Linked DNA regions of Mus musculus: region 2 is linked to region 1. A link is a loop called in an ENCODE intact Hi-C map of the cell type or tissue named here. Cell type or tissue: gastrocnemius. All regions are shown on one strand. Each heading gives the region's core, and the rest is flanking DNA. Links, peaks and the distances in the headings are about the cores only.

What was found. Peaks named below come from ENCODE experiments on the same cell type or tissue, not always from the same donor. Only the 100,000 strongest peaks of a DNase experiment are listed, where the experiment ranks them.
Region 2: it touches region 1 in a loop (5-fold over the local background); 2 of 42 quality-filtered maps call a loop at or near these places.

What each region holds. Positions count from the first base shown.
Region 1 is chr5:146,959,194-146,968,509 of GRCm38, forward strand. Mtif3 (mitochondrial translational initiation factor 3) reads right to left here and starts at 4,604. Exons shown (of 4, transcript NM_001256102.1): 1 at 4,530-4,604; 2 at 1-83. The coding sequence starts at 82. In gastrocnemius, for the core only: no CTCF peak of the experiment used is centred there; a DNase peak (open chromatin) is centred at 4,583; H3K4me3 peaks cover 1,777 bases; H3K27ac peaks cover 2,851 bases.
Region 2 is chr5:147,033,003-147,042,318 of GRCm38, forward strand. Lnx2 (ligand of numb-protein X 2) reads right to left here. Exons shown (of 10, transcript NM_080795.4): 2 at 9,029-9,316; 3 at 277-518; 4 at 1-72. Among named protein-coding and RNA genes, the nearest start is that of Lnx2, 39 kb to the right of the region's middle. In gastrocnemius, for the core only: no CTCF peak of the experiment used is centred there; a DNase peak (open chromatin) is centred at 8,541; H3K4me3 peaks cover 689 bases; H3K27ac peaks cover 4,579 bases.

The DNA of each region.
Region 1 (9,316 bases), core at 624-8,623:
CGTGTCTTTGCAAACATCTTCCAATTAAGTTATGGTCAAGCTTTGTAGTTTGTAGCATCAACCTCATCAGAAGAACAGCCATCCTGACAAAGTAATGGAGAAGGTTTATTACAACGCAATCGCTGATGCCGATGGTCTGCTGGGATGCAGCTGAGGGTGCCACAGGTGAGTCTGAGGAGCCTTACAGCACCCAGGCCACCAGATCCACGCGTAGGAAGGTGACACAGAGACATGGATCCTTGGTTGGCACCGTCCCTAGCAGCTGGAGATCAGACTGAGCAGTTGGCTGGCGTGGCTACTTCAATCTCTTTTTCTTCCACATTCATGACATCTATTTTCTCCTAGATCCTATAGTGCCAGCTCCAAAAGCTAAGTTCATCTGGGGGTTTGTGAGGATGCAGTAGAAATGCCATGTCAGGGGCTGCAGAGATGGCCCAGAGGTTAAGAGTCCTCTGCTCTTCCAAAGGACTAGATTCCCAGCACCCACATGGTATCCACATAGTTCCAAGGGATCTGACATGCATTAGATCCTAGCCTCTGAGGGGACTGCACGCATGTGGTGCACAGATAATACACGCATGGGGTAAGCACTTGTAAAATATAAGAAATAAAACAACTGAGTGATTCTTGGACTTTTAACAAAATGCTTCCTTACCACAACAAAACAATAAAAAGTGTTTCTCTCATTTCTCCCTGTGCTTCTTGTCCACACCTTTAATCCCAGCACTCTGAAAAGGCAGGGGTGTGGAGGGAACTCTGTGATTTCCCGGCCAGCCTGGTCTACAGAGTGAGGCCTATCTCAGATGAAAAAAAAAAAACCCACAAATTCATAATTATTATTTACTATTCAGAATTCCTTATTTGGGGCCTCAGGATTTGGGTCAGTGGTAGAGAATCTGCCTAATGTACAAGGCCCTTGGTTTAATCCTCAGAGCAACAATCTTGGAAAATCTTTCTATAGAAGAGAGTGAGACAAACAGCATGTGTTGAGACTGGTTTCATCTTCTAGTCACAGGTCCAAAGTGGACAGCAAGCCACCAGCAACCACCAGGGTGCCCAATCTTCTGTCTCATGATTCTAGGCCAGCCCTGACTGACAGTGCCTCCTCTATCAGATACCTGGTCTCCAGGTCTCCCCGAGAGTATTTTGTTTTGCTTGCTGGTCATACTTCATTTACAGTTTGGCAGCATGAAGGGGCTTAGTCCAGCCAGTTGTATAATTTAAACATTAAGGAAAATGGCTGTAATTCCCTTCCACACGCTGAATATATATGCAAACATCTATTAGGATGATAACTGCCACTGTGTGTCACCGCCACACCCCAGCTCCATGGAAAACTGGTAAATTGGTAATTAAACAGAAAGAGCTGAGCGTTTACTCTGTCTTTTAAGGGAAAACTGTGCCCATCTCTGTGGATGAGGAAGAGCTCTCCTTCCTAGCATGGAGATGATGATTATGGTAATAATAATAGCAATAATAACCACCACCACCATTTTGGAACAAAGGAAAATGGCTCATTTAGTCAATAGTCAAACACCTTTAGGTACAAGGCTGATGCCACAAGGTCACCCACACACTGTGCCCAGATTAAATACGTATGAACACTTTGCTGAGGAGGACGCTGGCTGTCACCGTCATGGCCAACGGTCAGAGTGGCACTGCCACCAGAGGAAAAGCATGACACCCCGGGCATGCCTCCTGATCCGAAGCTGCTGCAAATACGCAGAGCTTTCCACAACACAGCCTCGCCCTGAGGTAATCCAAACTGGCTCGCTTCTCCACCCAGCTTCCAGAATAAGGCTGGACCCAGAGAGCAATGACCTGGAGGATGCCACAGGGAAGGGATCTCACAAACCCAGACTCTGAGACAACACACTAGCTTGGTGAGGATGAAAAGGGGAGATGGGCTGGCTTTGAATAAAAAGCTAGGGAAATTACAAAGTGTAATGTTTGAAAAAAATCCTCCGAGAGATACCCTGGGAAACAGGAACGCAGATTAGTTATTGGGAACTTGCAAAAAGTACCAACAGCTTGCTCAGTGTGAGAATAAAACTCTCGGGAGACAAGCCCTGACGTATTTAGGATCATGACACGTGTCCTTCTGAAATGGCTCGGCTGGAAATGGGAGTTACAAAGTGCGATTATGGCGACATTTGCCGAATCTGAACATGGGTGTCAGTTAGCTCATCTTCCCATTCTTTGCTTTGTTCAAGTGATTTTTGTAATTAATGTGTAAAGAAAACAAAGAAACAGGAATTGATGCCCGGAAGAAGTAGTAGCTCAGTGGTCATGTCCCTGCGATGAATCCAGCCTGCAGTGTCCATGTGTCATCCTACTGAACTGAACGGCCACACTGGCTCTGTGCATTATCCTGGCTGGTGCTTTGTCAACCTCACACAAGCTAGAGTCACCTGGCAAGTCAGTGGAGCGTTCTCCTGAGTAATGACTACTGTAGTAGGAGATCCAACCCGCTGTGGGCACTACCCTTCCTGGGTGGTGTGAAAAAGCAGGCTGAGAGGCCACGGGGAGCCAGCCAGTGAGCAGTGTTCCTCTGTGGTCTTGTTTTGGTTTCTGCCTCCAGGTTCCTGCCCTGACTTCCCTCAGTGGTGAACTATGATTTGGACCAGCTAGCCCAATCAACCCTTTCCTCTCCAAGTAGTCTGCTTTTTTGCTATGGTAGTTCTCGAAGCAATAGAAAGCAAACTGGGCACACATATTACTATGTACCTACACACATACATACCATTAGCTTCACAGCCTGTGTGTAAAAGAACCACAAGTAAGGGTTTTACAAATGTAAAATTCTGAAGACTTCTGTAACACTAATCTACTTATTTCTCTAGTTTTGGTCAAACCAAAATCTCCAAGGTTCTCACTGTCTCAAACGGCAATGAGTGCCAAGTACAGCTCACACATGTTTTGATAATTCAAGGCCCCAGCAGAATATCAACTGCAACGTTTTATGGTTCCCACCGTCTTCTGCTCTTAAAACTTTTAATACAGGCAGGCAGTGGTGGCGCACACCTTTAATCCCAGCACTCGGGAGGCAGAGGCAGGTGGATTTCTGAGTTCAAGGGCAGTTTGGTCTACAGAGTTCCAGGACAGGAGGGCTACACAGAGAAACCCTGACTCGAAAAAAAACAAAAACAAAAAACAAACAAACAAAAAAACCTTTCAATACTTTTCTGCTAACATTCTTCAGTATGAACCCAATTAGAGTATCTCTAAGCTGTAATGTATTACAATGTTTTATTTTTAAAATTGCTACTTGAGTTCCAAACTTGAGTTTCCTAATACAATATCAACAACAACAGTAATAATAAATAATAAATTATGGCTTGTGATTAGTACGGGAGTTCCAATAATTTCTAAAGTGAGCCTAAACACACTAACACTATTCATCAGTGCAGCCTTCACAACACTAAAAATTATGAAACTGTATCAGTTAACTCGGAAACGTGTTGACTATGCTCACAGCCTACACTATCTAATACTAAGCAAAGATTCAGGGCCAGCCAGATGGCTCAGTGGGTAAGGGTGCTTGTGTGTCTGTCTGCCTGTCTGTCTGATGTGTCTGGGCACCCATGCCATGGTGCCAGTGTGGAGGTCAAAGGACAACCTTGTGGACTGAGTTTTCTCCTTCCACCTTTAGGTTCCAGACACTGAACTCTGCCTTGCCTACTGAGCAGCTCTTCAACCTAATGATACTGATTTCTTTTTTCTTTCCTTCTCTCTGAGACAGGATCTCACTATGGAGACCAGGCTGGCCTCCAATTCACAGATCAGCCTGCCTCTGCCTCTGCCTCCGAGGGATAAGGCTTTATTCCTGACGGGATATGGCCTGACGGGAGCTTATTTCTACCACTTATTTCTTTACTTTTTTTCTGAATCGTTACACTTCATAATCACAAGCTCACATTGACATATTGAGGGCTTATATTCACTCCCGAAGGAAAGGATGGGTTCTAGTAGAATCCATATTTTGCGAAAATGACGTTGGCTTCATCCTATGACTGAATTCTCTCACCTTCAATTCCGGAAGGAATTTCAAAAGTCCTGACACGGCGAGCGGTGCACGCCTTTAATCCCAGCACTTCGGAGGTAGAGGCAGGAGGATTTCTATAGGTTTGAGGTCAGACTGGTCTACCGAGTGCGTTTCAGGACAGCCAGAGATAAATAGTGAGACCCTGTTGCAAAAACATCAAAAATTAAAGGAAAAAAAAATCCCAAAACGCTCACAAGGGGTCCGCAGCAGACACGCCCACCAGGACGCCATGCCACCAGGATGCCAGTTGTCCTACGCCCCCACCTTGCCCCCCAAATCCGTGGAAGGAGCGTGCGCGCGCACACAAACAGCGAAACTGGCTAGGCTGGCGAGCAAGTGATTATTGGCAGCTCGGCAACTGGTCTCGACTCCGAAGGCTGGTGCTGCCGCCACCCCACGTCCACGGAGGGCTCTCTGCACAGAATGTTCCCAGGACATGCATTCCCACCTCAGCCCCGTCGCCAAGCCCTCACCTCAGCGTTACCTGGGCCGGGGTAGGCGAGCAGGAAGAACTAGCAGGTCCGTACCTGGACTCCGCCGGAGCACCGCGTCGGCTTCCGTAGCAGGCGGAACTTCCTGAGTCCCTTAAAGGGAGGGTGCAGCTGCGGCCTGCGGATTCCACTAATGGAATAAAGCCCTCCGACAAAAAAAAAAAAAAAAAAAAAAAAAAAAAAAAGAATCGTGCAGCAGGCCTGAGTGAAACTGAGAGATTTGCTACTAACCTGCTGCTCCAAAGGCCAAGTGAACGCTAAAATATAGAGTCCCTGGAACAGTCACTGCATCGCTTCCGCCAGTTACATTAATAATGTTGAATAATGCCTTCTACAGTGCTAGACAACTGCAGGGCGGTGTTAAACTATTGCCACCTGCGGATCTGGTTTAGTGGAAGCTCTAGCTGGGTAGCAGGGTGCAACCCTCGCTCTCAAGATTGCTCTCTTCTGAGAAAAAGAGATGGATTCAGGTTCGATTACTGTCAGAACTGGGAGAAATCATAACAGACCACCCACATGTGGGATGATTGACCGCATTGGCCAGAGTCAGGCAAGAGGATGGTCAGAAACTTCGAGCCCCTGGGTGTTGCACTTTCAGGCTATTGGGGCCCTGCACCCTTGTTACCAAGCTGTTGACTGTCCCCTACTTTGGCGTTAAGTCCCTGCTTTTCCCCATTCTTCAACAGGGAACTCCTTAGAGAAGCCGCTGAATGTCCCTCATTTACAGACTACGTGTCTATAACATATAATTTATACATCTTGTCTTGTTTAATCCTCACCAAATAACTCAATCAGGGTAATATCTGATTGCAACTATTACTGGTACATCAAAATACCATCCTTTTATTGCAGGTGAGGAACCTGGGTCATCCTTAAATAGCTTTAGAGCCGCATCCAAGTCTCCCTTTCTTCATCAGATCACAGCCTCTGGCCCATGAGCCTTGTATCTGTGACAGGCAAAAGCTGAAGCAATTCTTTATGATCCAAAGGCCAGGGCTGGGCTCTGCATGTCAGCCATTCCTAAGTGAAATGAAGAATTACAGATACTTTTTATTCTGCCAGCATTAGTCCTCCATGGGACGATAGAAGCATAGTTGTGCAAATAAAGTGTGGAGACCACCTCTTGGATAGACAGGTCCATAACAGTTGTAAGTGCTCACATTTGTGATAAAGTTTCCATAAGCACCACAGTTCTAAACACTTAGCCTGTATTGAGTTAGTTTAATCCTCAAGACACCCTCATGATACACTGCCATCACTACCCATTTTTAAAAAGATTTATTTATTCATTATATATAAGTACACTTCAGACACCCCAAAAGAGGGCATCAGATCTCATTACGGATGGTTGTGAACCATCATGTGGTTGCTGGGATTTGAACTCAGGACCTTCGGAAGAACAGTGCTCTTAACCGCTGAGCCATCATCTCTCCAGCCCCATCATTGCCCATTTTATAGATGAGGAGACTGAACATGGAGAAGATACATGACTCGTCCCATCATTACACCCTGATCAGAATCAAGAATGTAAAAAGAAGTCTGGAGGGATAGCTCAGTGGAGGGATGATAGCTCAGTGGAGGGATGATAGCTCAGTGGAGGGATGATAGTTCAGTGGTTAAGAGGGTGTTGCTCTTTCAGAGAGGCTGGATCCTGTTCCCAGCATGCAGAACTGCCTGTAACTCCAGTTCCAAGAACCCCAGTGGCCTCTTACTACCTAAAAGGTGCTTGCACGCACATGGTGTACACACAGAGATATGGGCACACGTATACATACATAAACATAAATAAAAATGATTTTAAGAAGATTTTTAAAGAGAATGAAGGGGACTGGGGAAATAATTCAGTGACAATGACCAAGAACTCTTATAAGCTACAAGGTTTCATTGGGGCTGCCTTACAGGTTCAGAGGTTCAGTCCGTTATCATCATGGCAGGAAGCACGGCAGCCTGCAGGCAAGCATGGCCCTGGAGAAGGAGCTGAGGGTTCTACATCTTGATCTGAAGGCAAACAGGAGACGACAAGCTTCCTGGCCACTAGGACCAGGGTCTTAAAGTCCACACCTACATTGACATACTTCATCCAACAAGGCCACACTTCCAAATAGTGCCACTCCCTGGGCCAAGCATATTCAACCCACCACCCAGACTGTTTGTTTTATGTATTTCTTATGTAAGTGTAGGGCCTAGTACCTGCTAGCACTGAGTTAAATCCCCAACCCCAGAGCAAGAATACTTACTTAGCATGAGCAAGGCCCAGCTTCTACCCTCAGTACTGAAAAATAAGAGGGGGGGGGGGGAGAAAGAGAAAAAGGAAACCTGACCCAGTCTGGTGTTACAACCCTCTACTTGGTTAATGTCCTTCCGCCAAAGCAGTGACTGAGGAAGAGACGCTGCCCCTGAAAACGTGCAGTAAGCTGGATGAAAGGAATGTGTTACACCTAATAGACACCAACGATGCACTTAACAGATGAACAAAGGATTTAGCCTTTGATAAGGTTGTGGTTCAAGAAATTTAATCAGACAGACATTCTTGGCAACTGCAGCTTCCTGCCCAGCATCTTGTTTTAGCCTTGTTTTTTCACATCCTGAACTCTGCTCTAGCCACGGTGAAATGGGAGATGGCCTATTTTAAGCAACCATTAGGAACGTTGGGTTCAGCTTGGCTATGACAGGATTCAGAGACTCTTGAATAAAGACAGTAGGTAAAACAAGCAACCTGCCCCCAAGACTGCCTTGCTGCATTCATCCTCCTATTTGCCAAGGCACAGTTTCTGCTTGTCGGTCATAAAAGGACAGATATTAAGATTTCCTGGTCCCATTGCTGCCTCTGTTACGTTTGTCTCTTGTGCTCCCATAAAAAGCCCTGTCAGAATGTAATGTTTAATTAAGTCAGCAGATCTGTAAGTCCATGGTATTTTCTCCAAAATTCACTTCTACTAAGAAGGTCTCCATGGAAACAATCTTTCAGAAATTCTCTCTCAAATTAATTTCAGAACAAGTGGTCCTCACACATCTAAGAGGGAGATGCTGAAGTCCACAGTGAGCCTGCCAGTGAGTCCAACCTCCCAAAGGAGCAGCGAGGTCAGTCAGGGCATCCAGGACACCACAAAGGGTACCTTAGGACGAGCTGTTGAAGAACGAGCAGGCACAGGCCTCCGTATAAACCCCCTCCTGTGTGGCAACTGGGGACAGCAACAGTTTTCAAAGCAAACCACATACTAGTAAAAATTTTGGCTTATTTTGAAATTGTATGGATGCTGCTGAGTCTGCATGGGAGCATGGCAGCCACTGTCAATATAGAGGGCCAGCTGAGAAGACACACATTCGAGTTCTGCTTATTGATATGGCAGAGGGGACATAGGAAACAAGATGTCGGGGTTGAGGGTGGGGCACGATGGCAGAGTGTTAGAAAAAGCATTTTAATCTTCCTGAAGCCAGCCAGCCCTGGTCCATGAGTCTACTTCCACGGATTCATGCATCTAGTATCATAAACTATTATGGCAAGTCTTCATGTAGACGCTCGGCCATTTACTCTCAGATGGGAGCATGGGTCATCCACTCCAAACACGTGCACGCCTGTGCACTGAGTAAACAAAACAAGGATTAGCCGAGCTTGCGAGATTTAGAGGACTTGAGACTCAGCCTTTGCATGACTTAAGTTTATTCCTGGCTACTTAGTCAGGTTCCCCAGTAGACCTTGAGAACATCTGGTGGTCACATCTGCGTGGCAGCCCTGCAACGTGCCCTCAGACTATAATTAGATCCCGAGCAATTTCTTCATTGTGTATAAGGTACCGCACGGTGCCACACTCCAGATCAAATATTTCCCATGTCAAAAACTGATGACACCAATTTTTTTATTTTTATTTTTATTTTTTTTAAAGATTTTATTCATTTATTTTATGTATGTGAGTATACTGTCCCTCTCTTCAGACACACCTGAAGAGGGCATCAGATCCCATTACAGATGGTTGTGAGCCACCATGTGGTTGCTGGGATTTGAACTCAGGACCTCTGGAAGAGCAGTCAGTGCTCTTAACCACTGAGCCATCTCTCCAGCTCGACACCAATTTGGGGGGTGGTATTCGAGATAGGGTTTCTCTGTGTAGCCCTGGCTGTCCTGGAACTCACTTTGTAGACCAGGCTAGCCTCAAACTCAGAAATCTGCCTGCCTCTGCCTCCTGAGTGCTGGGATTAAAGGCATGCTCCACCACGCCCGGCCCGACACCAATTTTTAAAACCCATCAGTAACTGTAACCGAGCATAGTAAGTGTGTCTGAGTCATGTGTCATGTGTCATGACAAGTTTCCCAAAAGCTTTCATGGGTGTGAAATGCAATATTTACAAACAGAGATGCGTTTCCCTTCCACATAGTCTTTTTGCTCAACTGAATGAAGCAGGAAATGGGTTGAAAAGGCAAGATAATTGGGTTTTGGAGTGATTTTGCTAACTTCTGTCACTGATGTGTGTTGTGTGTGTGTGCACAAATGTGTGGGACCCGAGGACCATAGGTCAACATTGGGCGTTGTTCCTCAAGCATCGTCTTTTGATACATTTTGACACAGTCTTTCATTGATTTGGACATCTTCCATTAGGCTGGGCTGGCTGGGCAGGACCTCCAAGAATCCTCCTGCCTCTGGCCCCTCAGCTCTGGGATTGCAAGTGTGTGCCACCACACCCAGCTTTTTACGTGGGTGCTGGGAATCAAACTCAGGTCCTCCTGCTTGCCTAGCCAGCACTTTATCAGTTGAACTATATCCTCAGACCTAACTCCCTTCAT
Region 2 (9,316 bases), core at 910-8,909, 74 kb after region 1:
TGTACGGGTTAGAGCGGTGGATCTCAATGGTGGTGATCTCTCCTTCTGGTAAACTAAGCGGCTGCTGTACAGCTGCCAAGTCAAAGAGAGAGCAGTGTTTACGTTCAGGTATTCTCCAGCTCAACACAGGGGGGTCTTGTGGATGAACAGTGACTATGCCAATAAAACCACACTCCAGTGCAACTGTCTGGACAGGACACGAGCGCATGCTGGAAGGAAGGGCAGGGGAGGAAAGGCAAGGGAGGCCAGATATACCAGGGAGAGGTGTGCACCTACAGTCAGCTGCAGCGCTCTCCTCGAAGGCGGGGTTGTCCAGGCCAGGCTCCTCGGTCCACACAGGAAGAGATGCTGGTGTCAAGTTCCTCTCGCCAGGCACGGTGCCCGAGCAGTCCGTTTCTGGGGGCAAGGTGCCTGGAGGATCTATGACAGTAGATCCAGTTTCACCCTCAATCTGTGTTTGAGTTTGACTCGTTTTCCTTCTCTCTAGATCGACTCTCCGGTGAGAGGCTCCAGGACACCTAGAAAGAGCAGCAGGTGCTTTTCAGATGAGAAGAAGTTGGGTATGGAGAAGAGGGTAGGTGGGGTTGATCAACAGCGAGCGCACACCTGAACAAATACACAGCGACTGCTTATGCACAAGGGAGCCTGGAGTACCCACAATTCAGCACACGGTTCTGATCCTAATCTCTGTCCAAACTAAGTTCTCGCTACTCTACCTGGCAGTCAGATCCAGGAAAGACACGAAGACAACAACAGCCAAAAGCCAATACTCAGGTAGACACTAGTTGCCTGGAAGCATCCCAAGAGTCCCGACTGTCTGCACTGAGAGAATGGGTGCGAAACCTGGACCAAACAGTGCTTTTCCCAGGCCAGGGTTCTCAGCCCGGGGCGGCAATCTGCAGTCTTCTTCACGTGTCTGTGCCACTGTGCCACACTTGTGAGCACGCACACACAGGAAGCTTTACAACACGTGAAGGGCTCCTTAGTTTGTTAAATCTGAATCTCAAGATAGGCAATGTGAGCTGAATAAGAACTGCTACCATGTTTTTATTTAAGCACATGACAGGTAGAGGCTCATTTATACTCGGAAGCAATGACACGTTTAGACAGAAGCCCCTCTTGCTGGTCTGGCTGGCCAGAGTATGCTGACACCCCTTTTATCTACACACCGGCTGGCTATGGCCATCGGTAACATGCAGAATGAAGGGTGGGAGACATGGACAGAGTCAGTGAAGATCCAGAGCCACAGCAGAGCACATGCTGAGGGTCACAGACTTGCTTTCAATGATAGTATTTAGAAATTCCGAAATTTTCACGGTCACAAAGCACAGGACAGATTCAGTTAAAACTGAAAGCTAGCCTGGGCCATAAATCAACACGTTTCCCCCAGAAGCCAAGCATGGATATATAGATAGACATAAAACTGCTTTCGAGTACTGTGAAGGGTGAACAGGGACGTGCCTCCCACTCCTCCCCCCCATACCCTGCCGAGGAGGGACTCAGCTGAGACTCCGTCTTGCGCTGCTGAGCAACACTCCAGGAACTGTTCTCGAGAATGCCTGGCAAATCATTTTGAAAAAGAGATCAAGGAACACAGGACCGTAGGTGGATTAACCAGAGCCACGTTTGAAAGCTACCTCACAATGAGGGAAAGAAGCGGAGGCAATGGAGTGGTGTGACTGCAGATGGGGTCAGAGCTGAGTTCCCTAAGACTGACAAGTAACCCCCTCCCCAGGAGTCTACAGAACAGGGAAAAACTGTCACCAGGAACACATCAGCCAGGTGGTTCATTAGCAAGCTCTCAAATCATTGATGAATGAATACTTGCGCTGATGAAAAGAACAGACAATTCATGCAGAATGAACATGGGTGGCCAGTATCACTCAAGTGCTGAAGTGTCCTTAGCCATCGAGGCATCTTCTCACCCCAGCGGGAATGGCCTCCCCCGAGAAAACACACCAGAGGTAACGAGCTTGCTCGGGAAGGGTGTGCAGGCAGAGGGGTCTCAGATTGCTGCTTCCGAGAAGATCAATGTGCAGCCTCAGGGGTCAGTGTTGAGGCTCCTCAAAAATCCAAACCAAGACCACAGAAACAGCAAGTGAAATTCGGAAGCTGGCGATACCACTCTTGGTACACACCTCTGGCGTATGTGACACCAACGCCCCAGAGACACTTGCACGTCCCTGTTTGTTGCTGTGTTATTCACGATAGCTCTTGAGATAGAACCAGCCCCGGCATCCATCAATGACGGATAAAGAAGACGGCATGTACACGTAATGACATTTTCTTCAACCATGAAAACTGAAAACCATGACACCCACTGGAGGATGGATCACACTGTACAATAAGTCAGCTGTGGAAAGACGTCTACTGCACGCTCTCTCACATACACTCTCACGTGTGGATAAGGTCAGGAGAGTAGACAGAGGGTATGAGAGGGTAGCCATCTTATGGGAGGGGAGGGAGGAAGGACACGTGATGGAATACGTGTGATATGAAAGTACGATTATTTGGCAGGAAGCCAGGGATGGAGAGTCCTGGAGGAACAGAAATAAGAACAAGATATAATAACATGTCAGTATACTTTGTTCTGTTTATGTGCAGACATGTATGAAAATGCCATGACAAACCTCTTGCTCTCTATGCTCACTTGAAAATACTTTTCTAAAAGCCAGGTATGGTGGTCCACACCTTTAATCCCAGCACACAAGAGGCAGAGGCAGGGAGAACTGTCAACTCAAGGCCAGCTCAGTCTATAGAATGAGACCCTAATCTCGAAGAAAAAAAAATTTTTTTTAAAGATTTAATTTCCAGAACATATTATTACACGTAAGCATCCATGTTAAATGGGTAACAGCTCATTTCAGTGGCAGTACATACCTTTTACCCCAATACTCAGGGGGCAGAGGCCAGCCTGATCTACATGAACAGAGTTCGCTGAACTAACAGCCCTACAAGGTATACAACGCCTATCCTAGTGCTATTGAATACATTAAAAAAAAAAAAAGAATTTAAAAATGGAAAAATCTAAGCTTGCTACAAAGGAAGAAGCAATCATGCTCACATTCCCGATGGGACAGGCAGATCCTTAACAACAGGAAACCACCCATAGGACAGGAAAAGACTAAAATGGCATCACGGGAAAACATTGGGATAACGGCTTCAGGGGAGGAAGTCTATAGATAGAACTTTCGGGAACACCCGCACTTCGACAGGACGGCAGGGCCATCGTGAGCGGAAGACAGCAAACTATTCAAGGCAGAGCAGAGGGCCCACACAGAGCAACAGCCAAGAGAGCCAACTGCTACAAGGGACAAACAGTGAGACCCAGGGCTGCAGGTGTGGCCTGAGGCAGGGTTTCCCTAGTAGGGCTGAGGTCCTAGTTTCAATCCCAGGGACACAACCGTGCAAGACACAAGGACCAAAAAGTGTCAGTCTGAGGTGAGTGAAAGCTGGTGTGCACACCTATGCTCCAAGCACTCAGAGGACAGGGTTAAGGCAGGGGGATTCCACAGAGAGATGGCCAGAGCACTAGCATTTCTTGTCCTAGTTGGCTCTCTACTGCTGTGATAAAACATTACAACCAAAAGCAGCCTGCGGAGGAGAGGTCTTATCCCATTTTACAGTTTACAGTCCATTAGAGTCAGGACAAGTACCTGAGGCAGGAAACTAGACGCAGAAAGTGAAGCAGAGGCCGTGGAAGACTTCCCCTTCATGGCTTGCTCAGCCTGACTTTTATACAATCCAGGACCCACCCAGGGGTGCCAATGCCCACATCAATCGCTGATCAATCGCTGCCCCTCCAGGGCCACCTGATGGAGGTGGCTCCTCAGTTGAGGCTCCCTCTTGCCATAGAACCTTAGCTTGTGTCAAGCTGATAAAAAGTCCACCAGCATAATAGCAAGCATCCTACAAAAGACCAAATACTGGAAATGACAGAGTCTAAGTGGAAGACTAAGTCAGGGCAGCTTGACCCAAGCCTGGGCGTGTGAGAGCAGGGAGGGAAGGGGAGGGGAGGCTGCTAATGGGTTTCAGGCTCCTTTCCAGTTGTTGGAATGTTCTAGAATCTAGATGATACACAGCACTGGGAACACATAGAGAAGAGGCACAGACACATACACTTTAAAGAGGTGAATTTCACACGTGAAATGCAAAGCGAAGCTGTTAAAAGGCCAAGGATGGAGTAGTTCTTGGTGGGCTCGAACAGAGGAAAATCCAGGACCACAGCCTACTCAGAGCTATGCCCCTTGCTTGGTACACACAGAACTGAAGCCCCAGGAGGCTGCGCTCTGCTAGTCCCCATGTGACAACCACAATGTGCACAAAGCTCCTGCATCCTCAGAACTGTTCTATTAATATACACGGGACACCTGAAACCGAGCTAAGCCAACATCACAAAGCAATTGAATTGTAGGGGTACAGCCCAAACACACTCTGATCAAATTTCAAAGGCTTTTAGCATTTTCCTCAACAGCAATACTAAGTTTATTTGTGTGGAATTCTTTTTAAGTCCTAAAAAAAACAAATTGGATTTGTTCTACTAACAAGTACTTCAAAACACCACTATGGGATATCAGGGGTAACCAGACCTAAGCGACCAAAAGGCTGAGGTGGGTGTGGTGGCATGTGCCCACAATCCCAGCATTTAAGAGCTACAGACAGGAGGATCAGTTCAAAGCTAACCTAAGCTGTACAGAGCTCAAGGCCAGCATGGTTATGGGAGACCTTCTTAACACCCCCCCCACACACACACAAACACATACACACAATCATGCAACAACAAAACCAAAGGGGTGGGGGGCGTGGTGACACCTTTAAGAAGCAGCAAGTGAATCGCTGAGTCTGGGAGCAGCCTGGCCCACAAAGGGAATTCCAGGCCAGTCAGGGCCATCCATGCTCTTTGGAGAGCCTGTCTCTAAACAAACAAGCCAAGCCAACACTGAGAGGAGATAGCTCCACCAAATGCTTGCTTGCCTTACAAGCCGGAAGATCTGAGTTAAATCCCGGAACTCATATTAAAACAAAGCGGGTGTGGTGGCACATGTTTCTAACCCCAGAGCTGGGGTTACTGAGCCGGGCAGCAAGGCAGCCCCCCACCCCCCGAAGCCTGCTGACCAGTGAGAACCCCTGCCTCAGAGACAAGCAAAGGAAATAAGGAGCAGGCAGACAGTGTCTCAGCAACACCACACCACACCACACCAGGCTGTCCTTGGGCTTGACATGCACGTGTGCACACAGACCAAAACAAAAGGACCCCAAACCTCCAAGAACCAGGTGTGGGACAGGGTCATCCCAAGAGAACCACGTACAGCCCAGCTATTCAGAAGCTGAGGCAAGTGCATCATTTGACTTCGGGAGCCTGAATCTGGCTTAGGTAGCACAAACATCAAAGCCCCTGTGTGTCTATGTGTCCTTGGAAATGGAGCACTCAATAGTAACACAGACTCCTTCCTGCTTGCACTGCAGGGGCAGCCTAGCGCATATGGGAAGCTAGCACAGAGGACTGAAAGCAGAAAGTAAAGTCAACAGACTATAGACATGCACGCACGGCTGAGACCACACTGGTCCAAAGCAGCAGTGGTCGGGACAGTGCAGCCAGCCACAGGCTGGGCGCTGCACGGGGCCACACCAACCCCCGATGAAAAAGAAACCAAAGGGCTCAGGTAACATCAAAGAGCCCAAACACAAGTTCTCCTTTCCTGCTGGCTATGTACCTGCTCCATGAAGGGAATCCTGCTCTCTAAAGGAAATCACATGCAAAGTAACTAGTTTTAGGCTACGGGGACATCTTTCCCTGCTACGAGGTGCACAGGGGCGTCAGGAGACATGGCGCAGCAGAAGGCACTGTGCATTATTATGTATGCATCGTGGTAGGGAGATGGCAAAGGGATGCTTGCTAAGCCCCGTGCTGGAGACTGAAGCAGTGAGTGGCTCAGGGTCAAGGAAGATGATAAAGACATATAACACAAACAAAAATCAATTTGACAGAGAGCAAAAGGACCCAGCAAGGCTACCAGAAGTCTCCCCTCCATAAAAGCAATGAGAAGCCTGGAGAAGTCATCAGAACCAACCACTTCTGGATTCTGGAAACCAGCAAAAGTGTGCAGCGGTCTAGAAATACTTGATTTAAGAAAGGTGGCAGGTGGGCGGGGGAGCTGGCTTAAGTCCTGCAAACCTGAGCTTGGACCCCAGAACCTGGGCAAAAACCTAGTGCTGATGGAGTGAGGACCTGGGACCCTAGGGATAAGGGCAGAAGTGTATAAGGGCAGCTAGCCTGGCCCTCACGGCAGCGAACGAGGAGACAGACACGGGCAAATCATTACTCTTGTTCTCAACATTAAAACCAAACCAAGCCAGACTGACTGCTGGCAGAGTGCTTGCGTAGCAGATCGGGCCCTAGGTTTAATTCACAGTACTTATAAACAGATCAAATAAAGCTAGGCACGGTGGTCCATGCCTGTAATTCCAGCATTTGGAACTGAGTTGAGGCAGGACTGGGGGTTCTACGCCAGCCTGGGGCATACAACAGGAAGACTGATGCGCAATGAGCTGACACACTGCAGTGCTCAGTGAAACAGCCCAGCACTGGGCATGGAATAAAGAGGAAGTGAGGTCCAGGCACAGGGCAAGCAGCAGCAGCAGAAACTGACCAAAGGATGCCTGATACTCCTCACTCAGACAATGGCAAATTTGTAAAACCTCAAGAACTACGGAGAACCACTTCTGCATGACTGGAGGCCAACAGGAGAGTCCAGCTCACTGGAGACAATGAAGAAGCGCAGTCACAGGGAAGCCCAGCGCTGAGGGGCACGGTGAATGAGATGGGAAACGCACTGAGCTCCACAGCACAGAGAGGCGTTGGCAGACTCGAGGCTGCTTGAGACGACCTAGGCTGAGAACTTCTTAGCTTAGCATGCGCATTATTGCTTGCACCTTTTGAATGTTAGGTGTTCAGACTCAGGCTGGAGGGACTGGAAAGGAGAAGTGCTGTATACAGAATGCTGTTTGGCAAGTACCCAGCACAACAGTTTGGTCACAAATGTTTGGTATGACACAAAAGAATCCTACCCTAATAATAGTTTTGAGACACATAAGAAGCCTAGTATGAAGATGTCATGATAGTGCTTTGTGTGCTAATTTAAAAAGAAAATAAAAAGACAGGAAGGAAGGAAGAAAGGAAGGATGGACAGAGGGAAGGAAGGGGCAGGTCTGAAGTATTATTCACACACAATTAGGCTTGACTAAGATTAGCACACTTGCGCCTCTGGTGGGTCCTCGGACTCTGCCTGCTGGTGACGGAGACGGAGAATGCAAAGCCACGATCCCTGCTTTTCCAAAGGCACACACCCTACTATCTCCTAACCTCTGTTGTAGGCAACATACCTTGGGGTCAAGCAGTTTCTCTGTAAATCTCCACATTTCTCATATTTTAAGACTTTTGTTCCCTCCAGTGCAGGGAACCAAACCCACGACCTTGTGTCAACACAGTATGAGGTTCTCATCCCCAGCTGAGAGACTCAGTTTCTCACTTCTCAATCATTTCTAATGAATAAAGTGAGATCCCTTTATAACGCTGTGATCTCCGGGCTGAATACACACATGCAGCCACTTGCACATGAGAGGCCGACCGCTCCCTCCAGCAGAGCAGTGCACAGACTCGACGGCAGAGTAGCCTGGTGCACACAGCAAACTTTAAACATGCGCATAGGTTAACTAGCTCTAAATCTCCATGCGCCCAGATGACAGGATTGGATCAGTCTGGTTAGCTCTAGGACCTTATGTGCTATTCCTCATTAGACCTACGCTGTATCTGAACCCAGTGTGATGTGCGATGTGCTGTTGGCCAGAGTCAACACGACCACACAAGTTCTTTCAACGGACGCTTAGAAACAAATACATGTGTTTCTGTCACTTGAGTGTAAAGACGTGGTGGTTGCTATTTACGTCTTCATGTGTGTGAGCATGTGTCTCTGTGTGAGTGCATGCACCAGCAGGGACCCCGGTGCCCATGAGGAGGTCGGAAGACAAGCTGAGGGAGCCCCTTCTCTCCTTCCACCCTGTGGGCTCGAGGGATCCAACTCAGGCTGTCTGACTCAGGGTCTTTACTCAATGAGCCCTGGGGCCAGCTCAGGTTTTTACAATGTATATCAAAGGCCAAGTCTTACTAAAATCATATTGTGAGACTCAGAGGCTGGCACAAATACATTACTTAACATTTGAAACAAATGTTTATTAGAACTAAAATCACCCCTAAACATTTCTGTCTCTAATTCCTAGTTCTTACTCAGTCAAGGCTCTCAACACAAAGTCTTCAAGACCTCAGCAACTTAAATCAGCCGACCCATTCCTGCCCTTCCCCGCTAGCGGGACTGCTGTTTTCTCTGACTGTGGGTTACAGTTCTGGGGTATATTTAACTCTTCGCCTCTCTTTTTGTTGTTTGTTTTGTTTGAAACAGGGTTTCACTCTGAAGACCAGGGTGGTCTAGAACTCACAGAGGTCTGCCTGCCAAAGGCCAGTGCAGCCCCGCCTGTCTTCCCCCACCCTTAGGCAATTGGACTGACTCCAGCGTTCCAACCATGCCTAAGGCTGCGTAACAATCTTCATGCGAGGCTCTTCCTTGTGGAAACAAACTAGACAAAAGAATTTATTTGCATTTAGTTCCTTTCTTGCTTCTTTCCTTTGATGCCAACCCGGCTTGCAAAAGGACGCTAGTGTTTTACCTGACGTCCATTTGAGTTTAAATTGCATGGTATGGTGAAGAAAATATTAATAAGTGCTTCTTGCTTGTTGTGGCTTTTAGATCCATGCCTTTGAGGTATATTATTAAATACGAACCAATGCAACTTATTTATCGCACCTCCTATTTGACTGGTTCATGGATTTACCGGTGCTCATCCCCCTGCCTCAGCACACCTGTGAGGGGAGTTTAGGCACAGGCATCATTCCCGGCCCCGCATGGCGTGTGGCTACTGGTTGTAGCGGCTCTCTGGCCCACTTCCTTGGTGCCTCTGACGCCTTCCCGCTCACCTGTTTTTAAGATGTGCCTCTAGGTCACAGCGCTGCATCACATCTTGGCACACGGGAGAGAACGGACACAGGACCAGCAGTTTGTCCAGCAGCTTGTGGACCAGGATGCTAGACTTCTTACACAGCTTGAAATGAAGCCGCTTGCGGTCCAGCGGGCAGAAATCCTTCTCCTGCAGGAAGTTTCTGAGGCACTTGTGGCAGAACGTGTGTCCGCAGGGCGTGTCGAGCGGCTGGAGCAGGGGCTGGAGGCAAATGTGGCACACGAGGTCGTCGTCCACCTCCCCCTGG